2 separate regions of the Homo sapiens genome follow, and region 2 is linked to region 1. The links are chromatin contacts, found by Hi-C in ENCODE. All regions are on one chromosome and are shown on one strand. Each heading gives the region's core, a stretch centred on a gene start or an enhancer-like site at or near the end of the contact. The rest is flanking DNA. Distances are from core to core; before and after follow the strand shown. Region 1 has its middle 31 kb from the start of DRAM1-AS1. Region 2 overlaps IGF1 (insulin like growth factor 1).

Region 1 (5,276 bases), core at 2,466-4,965:
TTTTGAGACATAGTCAACTGCGTCTAAAGCTGGAACAGGTTTGAGAATATAGACACCATTGGCATGAAGATGCCTATTGGCAAATCTTTTCAACAAAGATTTCAGTAATGGGTCTGGAAGAGGTTATTAGGAAGAGGGTAAAACGATATAGATGGCAAACAAAAGCAAAGAGCAGCCACATAGATGGTGGAATAAAGCAGGTGAGTTGTTTTGTATCCACTAAATGGAAAACTCTGGGGCAGGTCCCAGAAACTGTGTTTTAACAAACCCTCCAGGTGATTCTGATGCACACTAAAGTTAGCAAACCGCTACAGCAGAACCGTGTTTCTCAGCCTTGGCTGCACACTGAAATCACCTGAAATAATAATGCTTCCATCTGACTTCCTGAAATTCTGATTTAATTGCTCCAGGCAACAGGGTTTTAAAAAAAAACTCTCCAGGTGATTCTCATGTGCAGCCAGAGTTGAAAACTGCTGCTGTACAGGGAGAAGACAGTTGAGGGTATGCAGTCGAGAGGGAGGTGGAAGGGCTATAACAGCATCTGCCATGCACAGCTCTGGCTGTGCCAGGCAAACTGCTAAGGCTGGGCATTTCAAGCTTCAATGGGCAGGCATAAGGATCACCAACAAGTTCCCAGGTGCTTTACAGGCATTGCTTCAAGGAATCCTCGTGACAAGCCTACAAGGCAGGTGCTAGCATTATTCCCACTTTACAGATAAGGGTACTGAGACACCAAGACGTTATCTGACTTGACTGAGGCGTGACAGAAAGGAAATGGTAGGTCTTGAAAATTAGGTCTTGATTCCAAAGTACTTATTCTTTAAAAAAATTATGATAAAATATACATAACATAAAATGTACCACTTTAATCATTTTAAAGTATTTACAATTTCATGGTATTCACAATGTTGTACAACTATCCATTTCCAGGAATTTTTCACCATCCCAAACAGAAACTCTTGTCCATTAAGCAATAATTCCCCATCTCCCCCTGTCCCCAGCCCCTAGTAACTTCTATTCTGCTTTTTCTTTATGAATCAAAGTACTCATTCTTAATCACTATGTTTCAGGATTGGCTCAAATATGAGATGGAGGTATCAAATTTGATCAAACTTTTTCCTTGAATTGATGGCATGTCTGAGCTAAGTGAGGCCACCATCAGCAATTTGTTCCCAAAATATGGAACAACTTGTAACTTCCCCCAAACAGCACATCCTCTTTTGCCTGTGTGCCAAAGCACATGCCAATTTGTCCAGGACATGTGCCTCTTCCCTCCTCGCCTTCATTTAGCAAACTCCATCTTCTTCTCTAAGTCTCTTGCCAGGCATGACCTCTCCTGGGGATCTGAATCAAGTGCTTCAACTAGTGTGGTCCCATAGACCAGGACTTCAAAAGCTGACATTCATTCCAATCACCTAGGGATCTTGTTAAAATGCAGATTCGCATTTACTGAGTCTGGCTCGGGGCACTAAGATTCTGCATTTCTTTCTTTCTTCAGACACAGCGTCTCACTTTGTTGCCCAGGCTGGAGCACAGTGGTGCAATCATAGCTCACTGAAGCCTCAAACTCCTGGGCTCAAGCCATCCATTCTGCTGCCTTAACTCTCAAGTAACTAGGACTACAGATGTGTGCCACCGCACCAGCTAATTTTTTTTTTTTTTTTGAGAGATGGGGTCTTGGTGTGTTGCCCAGGCAGTCCTCAATTTCTTGGCCTGAAGTGATACTCCCACCTCAGCCTCCCAAAGCTGAGATTAGAGATTTGAGCTACTGCCCTAGGACTTAGATTCTGCATTTCTACAGAGCTCCCAAGTGATAGTCATGCTGCTGGTCCCTGAACAACACCCTGAATAGTGAAGCCATAGGTTGTGGTGCTTTGCCATGGTACATATTGCTACAGCATCCCCTTGACTGTTTCTCTACTGCACTATAAATATCTTGAGGGCAAAAACTCATCTTATTATTATATTCCTGGAGCCTAACATTGTACTACCCACAGTGACAATAAATGTGAATAGAGCAATAGATAAACGAGCAAACAGCCTGGAAGGCTAGAAGGAACCAGATCTGTGAGGAACCTCATAAGCCACACTAAGAAATTTGAAATGTATCATGACATTACAGGCAGATACTGAAAGGTCTGAAAAGGGTGATAGATCAAATGTTTATGTGCAGTGTGTAAGATACGTTGGAAAGGACCAAGATTGAAGTCAAGGAAACCGTAGCAAGCTACTACACTAGTCTAAGCAAATAATTTTGAAGGCCTGAACTAAGGCAGTAATAGCAGGGAGAATGTAATGGGAAGAGGATTCAAGACCATATGGACGGGTTGACCATACATCCCCATTTGCTTCAGACAGTTTACCCTGGGTATGATTATTAGTAGTGTCCCATTTGCCCCCCAAAATGCCCTAATTTGGATGATAATTATCTATTCATACTGTACATAGGAGCCTTTTCTTTTTTTTCTTTGAGACGGAGTCTCCCTCACTCTGTCGCCCAGGCTGGAGTGCAGTGGTGCAATCTCCGCTCAATGCAACCTCCGCCTCCAGGGTTCAAGTGATTTTCCTGCCTCAGCCTCCCGAGTAGTTGGGATTAGAGGTGTGTGCCACCACGACGGCTAATTTTTGTATTTTTAGTAGAGACAGGGTTTCACTATGTTGGCCAGGCTGGTCTTGAACTCCTGACCTCAAATGATCCACCGGAGTGGGCCTCCAAAAGTGCTGGGATTACAAGTGTGAGCCACCACACCCGGCCAGGAGACAATGTTAATAGAACATGGGGTGTGGGCTTTGAGCAAAGTGAGATGTCTAGGATAATGCTCATGTTTCTGCCCTGGGTGACCCAACAGATGGTAATATCATTGACCAACCTAGGCAATCCAGGAGACAAAGCAGTAGGAGAAGTTTCTCTTTAAAATAAAAATATTTAAGTTAAGGAGCCATTGCAAAGTATTAAGTAAATTTTGGTACACAGCATGACAAGAAATTTCAAAAGAAGCACAGATGGCTGAAGTTTGGAACACTGATGGAAGGTATCACCAAGTGAAAACATCCTCCCTCCCTGGCGCTCTGAATCAAATTAGTTTCAGAGCAATGTACTACATTAGGAAACCTTCCCTATGTGCTATTCAGACCAACTGCAGACGGGCTGTCACAAAGGCCAACGAATTCCGAGTTTTGTTTCTCACTCCTTATTCTCTTCCCTTCAAGTCATTGCTGTGAATGCTCCAAACAACTGGATCACAGTTGACTGCGGTCATTGAGACAGTCAATATAAAGATATACCAAGCCACGGCCAGGTTGAGTCTGAAGACCACATCGCTTGGTTCAACTGTCCTGAGTCAAAGGTCAGTAACACCAAAATGTTCCACCACATTTAAAAGCCTCATGACTCAAGATCCTTCCTAATCTCTACTCATATTTGCCAACATCTCAGCTTTTTTCTCCTGCCTACAACATTTCAACAAGTAGGTAATTATTTAATAAATCTCAGAACATACCTTTGCTTCTTCTGGCCAGAGACCTGGGGTTTTCCCGGTTTCAGTTTCAAGGTGGCTGTTATTTAAGGGTCCAAATGCAATCAAGCAGAAGAATAAATTCACCTGCTAGAGCCTTTTAAGAGAACTTTAAAACAAAACTGTAGCTTTTCAAGTATTAAAAGGAAATGAAAGACTGAACTAAGCTCAGTATTCATTTTAATATGCGTGTTAAAGGTTATGTTTGCAGCTGTCAAAGCACTGGCCAATTCTAAATACATCACTCTTCACCTTAAATCAGATGTCTTAGGTGGCACCCAGAACCTGCTACTCTGGGCTGACCCTGAGTAAAAGGATTGTTAAAGAAGGTGAAGTTAGTCTTCCAGGCTTTCCTGTCACTCATGCTGATATTAGCCTGATGAGCAAGGGAGAGCAAGAGAGCTGGAACCCAGGAGCCAGAGTCCTCACCACTTCCTGCTGCTGCTTCAGCTCCAAGAAGACTAACTTACATGCTGCTGATCTGATATCACATCCATACATGTGACAAGACTGAGGACTGAGGAAAACAACCCAATTCAAAAACGAACTGAACAGATGTTTCTCCAAAGAAGATATATAGGTGACCAATAAGCACATGAAAAAATGACCAACATCATTAATTCTTAGGGAAATGCAAACCAAAATACTATGAGATATCACCTCACACCCATTAGGAAGGCTACTAACCAAAAAAATGGAAAATATGTCAGGTGCTATGGTTTGTGCCTGTAATCCCAGCTACTTTAGAGGCTGAGGCATGAGGATCTCTTGAGCCAAGGAATTGGAGGCCAGCGTGGGTAACATACCAAGACCCTCAAATCTCAAATAAATAAATAAATAGGAAAAAACAAATGTTGGCGAGGATGTGAAGAAATTAGAATCCTTGTGCACTGTTGGTGGGACTGTAAAATGGTACAGCTGCTATGGAAAACAGTATGGTGGTTCCTCAAAAAATTAAAAATAGAATTTCCATATGATCCAGCAATCCCACTTCTTGGTATATACCCAGAAGAATTTAAAGCAGGGTCTCAAAGAAATATTTGTACACACATGTTTGTAGCAGCATTATTCACAATGTGGAAGCAACTGAAGTGTCCATCAACAGATGATTGGTAAACAAAGTGGGTATAAATGTACAATGGAATCTTACTAAGCCTTAATATGGAAAAAATTCCAACACATGCTACAACATGGATGGTGCTGAGACATTACGCTAAATGAAATAAGCCAGTCACAAAAAGAGAAATGCTGTATGATTCCACTTATATGAGGTATCTAGAATAGTCAAAATCATAGAGCCAGAAAGTAGAATAATGGTTGCCAGGGGCTGGGGCAAGAGGGAATCAGGAGTTATTGTTCAATGGGCACAGAGTTTCAGTTTTACAAGATGAAGAGGGTTCTGGAGATGGATGGTGGTGATGGTTGCACAACATTATGAATGTATTCAAAACCACTGAACTGCACACTTAAAAATGGCTACGACGGCCAGGCGTGCGTGGTGGTGGCTCACGCCTATAATCCTAACACTTTGGGAGGCCCAGACAAAAGGATCTCTTGAGTCCAGGAGTTTGAGGCCAGCCTAGGCAACATAGTGAGACCCTATCGCTACAAAAAATACAAAAATTAGCCAAGCACGGTGGTGCACACCTGTAGTCCCAGCTACTTGGGAGGCTGAGGTGGGAGGATCACTTGAGCCCAGAGGTTGAGGCTGCAGTGAGCCAAGATCACACCACTGCACTCCAGTCTGGGTGGCAGAGTGAG
Region 2 (5,119 bases), core at 2,232-4,731, 470 kb before region 1:
ACAATCTGTCACTTGTATGAGATGGCAGGGGGTTCTGTGCTATTTGTCCTTGTAGAGAATACCACAGGAAGAAAGTAAGCAGCCATGCAATATTTGCTGTTGACCTGAACTCCATTCCATCATTCCTGCAGGAAATTCGCATCCATTAAATGAGCATTTCCTGGTTTGCCACTTTGCTCAAACACTTTGCTTGGATCTGGAGAGGATATAGAAGTGAAGGAAATATGCTACCTGCTCTCAAGGAACTTATGTTTTAGTGGAGAGACAAACATGCAGAATTTACTCTACAGAACATCAATGCTTGAGCAAATGTAGACCCAGAGAGGGCTCTTACAGCACACAAGCCAGAACAGACTGATGGTGCTAACAATTAGGTTCAAGGTTTTTCTAAACAGTAGACTCTCCTGCATACAACTATACCGCATGCCAGGTAAATGACTGAGGGTTATTACATCCAATTATAACACCACTGTGATGTAGGTGCTCTTACCCCACACTTTCATTTTACAGAAGAGGAAATTGAGGACAGCACAATGTAGTGATTATCAAAGGTCACACGACTACTGTGTGGGAGAGCTAGGATTTAAACCAGATGCATAAGATGAGGTCCTCCAAGAAACAGAAGATGAGAAGGTGTTAAATGAGCAGGGGTTTTATTAGGGGGAATTAATGTGTGAACAGAAATAGGGGAGGATAGGCAAAGCCATCAGATTGCAAGGCAAGCCTAACCCCAAGGGAAGGAGAGAGAGAGAGTAGATTGGTTGGAAACATTTTTGGTGGGTCTATGGTCTAAGGAAAGTTCAGCAAAGTCATCATGGAGTTTTTGAGCCAAAGTTGGGCAATACAGTTGCCCAACAAATTTCTGTGTTTCTCAGAAATAGGTCTGCCTCAATGTCCCCACCATACTTGGTCACTGGCTCTTGGGAGGGGCCTGCCCTGTTCCAATCCACTAGAGCCAAAGAAGAGCCGTTGTACTGGCAGGGGGTGGGGGAATTCCTACAACCACATAAAAAGTGGGGTGAGGTTTCCAGAAAAAAACGTGATGCTGGGCTAACCAAAACTGTGTCCAGTAAGTACATATCCCTCACTCTGTTAAAGAAGCAGCCACATAAACAAGGAGTACACGTTTCTCAAAATGTGCACCTTGTTCTTTGGTTTTGAAGTCACATCCCAAAGTGCTGAGTAGATCGCATGACCCTCGCTTTGCCTGGCTGCCAGAGAGGAAAGGCTGATCCAACTCTCCTGGAATTTGAACTTGTGATTCCCTGAAGTAAAGAGATATCAAAGTTGATACTGAGACATCTAAATCATCCTCCACCATTTCACATGTCCCCAGGCCAAGCCAGCAAAATTGCTATAGCACATCCCTTTCAACAGGTAAAGGGCTGATATCTGAGCCCTCTTTCCAATCATCCACTGCTCTTTTCTTCTCATTTTGCCCTTTTTGGGAGCAGGTCAATGCTGAGTTAGTACTTTATGCTGTACAATAAGCTGCTGATATTCCATGCTGGACAGAATTTTCCCAGTATTTTTTATAGAGTGCCAGGCTTTTCCTAGACTTCATGTCATACAATACTTAACTTGTTTGGAGTGGGTGGAGATGGAAACATAGTCTATTGAAAACATCACTGCTTCCTCCCTGAAGTTTAAAGAGCCTATTTTTATCCTTTTAGATTCTATCTCTCAGGCAAAATCTCATAAAGATAAGTGGGGAGGAAAAAAAGGGGGTTATAATACCTAGGGAGTTTGCTTTTGCTAATTGAATACTGTGCTCCTAGACTTCTATAAATACCATTACAAATGGGTCCCAGCTTGTGGTAATACTCACCCTCCTCATTGAGTCTTCTGTCCCATGGCACAGCCTTTCCCTCCAAACTAGCATCTACCCCCATCTGGAAGCATGGGCAGCTCATGATATTATCAACTATTGCTATTGGAAAGTGATTTGGACTTGAAAGCACTAGATATTTTTTACCTCTTGGGGAGGCAGTTTAGCAGAGTGGTTAACTGGTGAGCTCCAGAATCAGAAGGAATAGGTCCAAATTCCAACCACTATTACATCTCCATCATAAGAAATTAGGCAAGTTGTTTATCCTAAGTTTCAGATTCCTTAAAGATAAAACAGTCAAGACAGTAGTACTTATCCCTGAGAGAAGTATAGGAAACAAGAAAATATATGCAATTTACATACATACTACAATCCCCAGCACATGACAAATGTTCAAGTAATGGGAACTGTTATTATTTTAGCCCTTTGTCTATCAGTTTGTTCCTCTGTGACCTCAAGCACATTACTAAATGTTAGCGAGCTTCAGCTTGTACGTGGGACTGACAGGAATAACACCGCATCACCTCATGTGGTGATTGTAAGGATTCAGTGATATTATTTTGTAAACTGTAAAGCCTTTGCAAATGTTAAGCAAGATTATTATTATTGCCGTTGTTATTAGTCCTCAGTGATCTTTTTTTTTTTTTTTTTTTTTTTTTTTTTTTTTTTTTTTTGGAGACAGAGTTTTACTCTGTCGCCAAGGCTGGAATGCAGTGGCACAATCTCAGCTCACTGCAACCTCCGCCTCCTGGGTTCAAGCAATTTTCCTGCCTCAGCCTCCTGAGTAGCTGAAACTACAGGCACACGCCACCACACCAGGCTAATTTTTTGTATTTTTAGTAGAGACGGGGTTTCACCATGTTGGCCAGGCTGGTCTCCAGCTCCTGACCTCAAGTGATCTGCCCACCTCGGCCTCCCAAAGTGCTGGGATTACAGGTGTGAGCCACCACACCTGGCACAGTAATCTTAATTGAAAAGTCTGTGGATAGCTTTCCAAAGGAAAGCTTGGAGCTTGGATAAGAACCAAGAGATAATGGGAGAAGGTGAATGGCCTCTTCAGGGCCTTTTCTAGCACCCTAAATATGCGTGTCTGTCCATAATGGGTAATCATATATATCACAAATCAAACCCTCCACAAACTTATTTCCTAATGTGTTTGTTAACCTTTCCTTCTAAAGGGTAAACTTCTTTAACCAACCCCAGTGAGCTGGAGGATCAATGTTTTCTTAATAGTCTTACCTTCGTTGGTGTCAATAGGAAACAGTATTTACTCACTACTGTTTTCCTTTTAAAAATCTGTCTAGTTGCATACTAGAAACAGTTTCAGCTGGTTTGTTTGTATTGGACAAGCTGCTGAAGTGAAAAGTTTTTGCTTGACTGAATGTGAGACAGTTTCATAACTCTTCAAGAAGTGCACCAAAGGTGGGTGCCAGCTCTGATGACGGCTGCTTCTAACATGCCTCCACTTGCCGCCCATTGTCAAGGGTGGCTGGCGTAATTAAGTTAAGACAATGAGCAAAGCAACAGATGCAACTGAGACCTAGTCCCTGAGTGCTTTTGTTTTGTCACTGTCATTGTCTGCAACAAAGAAGTCACATGTGACAGCCTGGGAAGAGAGCCAAATGCAAACCAGACGATATCCCAGCTGGTTTGAATGGCCTCCACCGTGCACGTGTGTGCATGGGAATCATGCTACTTGGTACAGCATCTGCTTCACTCAAGTGAGTTTCAGCCCATGGCTTTGCTGTGATGCTGAGACAGACCCAGAAGAAACAGACCAGGGAATCCCTCCGCTCAGACTTTACACTTTATACCTTGTGCTTTGAGAGAAAAGAAAAAGAATCTCTCTATTGGAGACAAAAAATAGGATGTATGTGGTTGGTCAATCTAACCTCAATTCTTTTTGCTATAGCCCCCCGCTAATTTAAAGAGTGAAGCATAGATGGTATCTTAATGTTTTCTTGTAGAAATTTGGGATTAATTTGGCTTGAGAGGAAGAATGGAGATTAAACGCTTTATGAGGCTTTCTTTTAATTTGTTCCCATTTCATTCCTGAATATTTTCTTAGTTTGGGCATTGCAGATGTTTAAAGAACTTCTTATTTTGAGCTGGTATGCCTCTTAAACAGAAAAACAAAAGGTAAAATTCAAATTAGTGTGTTTCTCCGCCTGTTAATTAATTTGGTTAGTAGTTAGGCAGAGAGATGGCATCCTTAATAATATCTATTTTGCGGGTTTGATCAGCTACAGACCATCAACAGTGTTGATTGAGAATTGAACAAAAACATTTCAAGGAGTTTGGGAACATTAGGGATGCTATTCTGTGGCCCCATGTGTCCTTCTCTCATTTTTCTAGAGAACTCCTATAAGAAAGCAGAACACGGCCAGGCATGATGGCTCATGCCTGTAATCCCAGCACTTCAGGAGGCTGAGGCAGGCAGATCACCTGAGGTCAGGAGTTCAAGACCAGCCTGGCCAACATGGTGAAACCCTATCTCTATTAAAAATACAAAAAATTAGCTGGGCATGATGGCGCGTGCCTGTAATCCCAGCTACTTGGGAGGCTGAGGCAGGAGAATCACTTGAACTGGGAGGCAAAGGTTGCAGTGAGCCTAGATCACACCACTGCACTCCAGCCTGGGTGACAGAGTGAGACTCCAACTCAAAAAAAAGAAAGAAAGAAAGAAAGAAAGCAGAACCCAATGGAAGATTAAGAACACACATTTAGCTTACGCCTGTAATACCAGCACTTTGGGAGGCCAAGGCGGGTGGATCACAAGGTCAGAAGTTCGAGACCAACCTGGCCAATATGGTGAAACCCCATCTCTACTAAAAAGTACAAAAATTAGCCATGCATGGTGGCAGGCGTCTGTAATCCCAGCTACTACAGAGGCTGAGGCAGGAGAATCACTTGAACCCGGGAGGCAGAGGTTGCAGTGAGCTGAGAACGCGCCACTGCACTCCAGCCTGGGTGACAGAGCGAGACTCCATCTCAAAAAAAAAAAACAACAAAAAAAAACAAAACACAAGTTTACTGGGAACTTAGCAGTAGATGCTTTGCACCACAACAAATGTATCTTAAGTGGTCTTTTGTGATATTTGAGGGAAAGTGCCAGAATTTAAAACAAATGGCATTTCAAGTTATTCTATACAAATGCCCAGTTTCTTTCTACCATCTTTTTTTCCTTTTTGCAGTGGTCACTGAGCTATTTTAGTGAATGTTTTTACACAATGATGCCATCTTCCTTCTACTCAGTCAGTACAAGATGTTGACCATCGACTCATAAAACAC

What was found. A loop is a pair of places that touch in the nucleus more often than their neighbours do. Pooled maps may share reads with other maps.
Region 2: a loop to region 1 is called in a pooled map, with 4 times the contacts of the local background. The contact joins two enhancer-like sites. A Hi-C loop is called at or near these places in 3 of 37 single-sample maps with no recorded cell type and 3 of 50 pooled maps.

The regions. Positions count from the first base shown.
Region 1 is chr12:101,930,335-101,935,610 of GRCh38, reverse strand. No RefSeq gene overlaps it. Among named protein-coding and RNA genes, the nearest start is that of DRAM1-AS1, 31 kb to the left of the region's middle. RefSeq lists enhancers at 3,471-3,580, 3,941-4,060, 4,880-4,959 and a silencer at 5,170-5,219. Within about 2 kb of position 3,715, at least 3 of the 41 ENCODE cell types and tissues checked have a DNase peak (open chromatin) inside an H3K27ac peak, as active enhancers do.
Region 2 is chr12:102,404,478-102,409,596 of GRCh38, reverse strand. The region is part of intron 3 of IGF1 (insulin like growth factor 1); the gene reads left to right. LINC02456 (long intergenic non-protein coding RNA 2456) reads right to left here. Exons shown (of 13, transcript XR_007063427.1): 8 at 1,976-2,109; 9 at 1-1,265. Among named protein-coding and RNA genes, the nearest start is that of IGF1, 74 kb to the left of the region's middle. Within about 2 kb of position 3,481, at least 5 of the 41 ENCODE cell types and tissues checked have a DNase peak (open chromatin) inside an H3K27ac peak, as active enhancers do.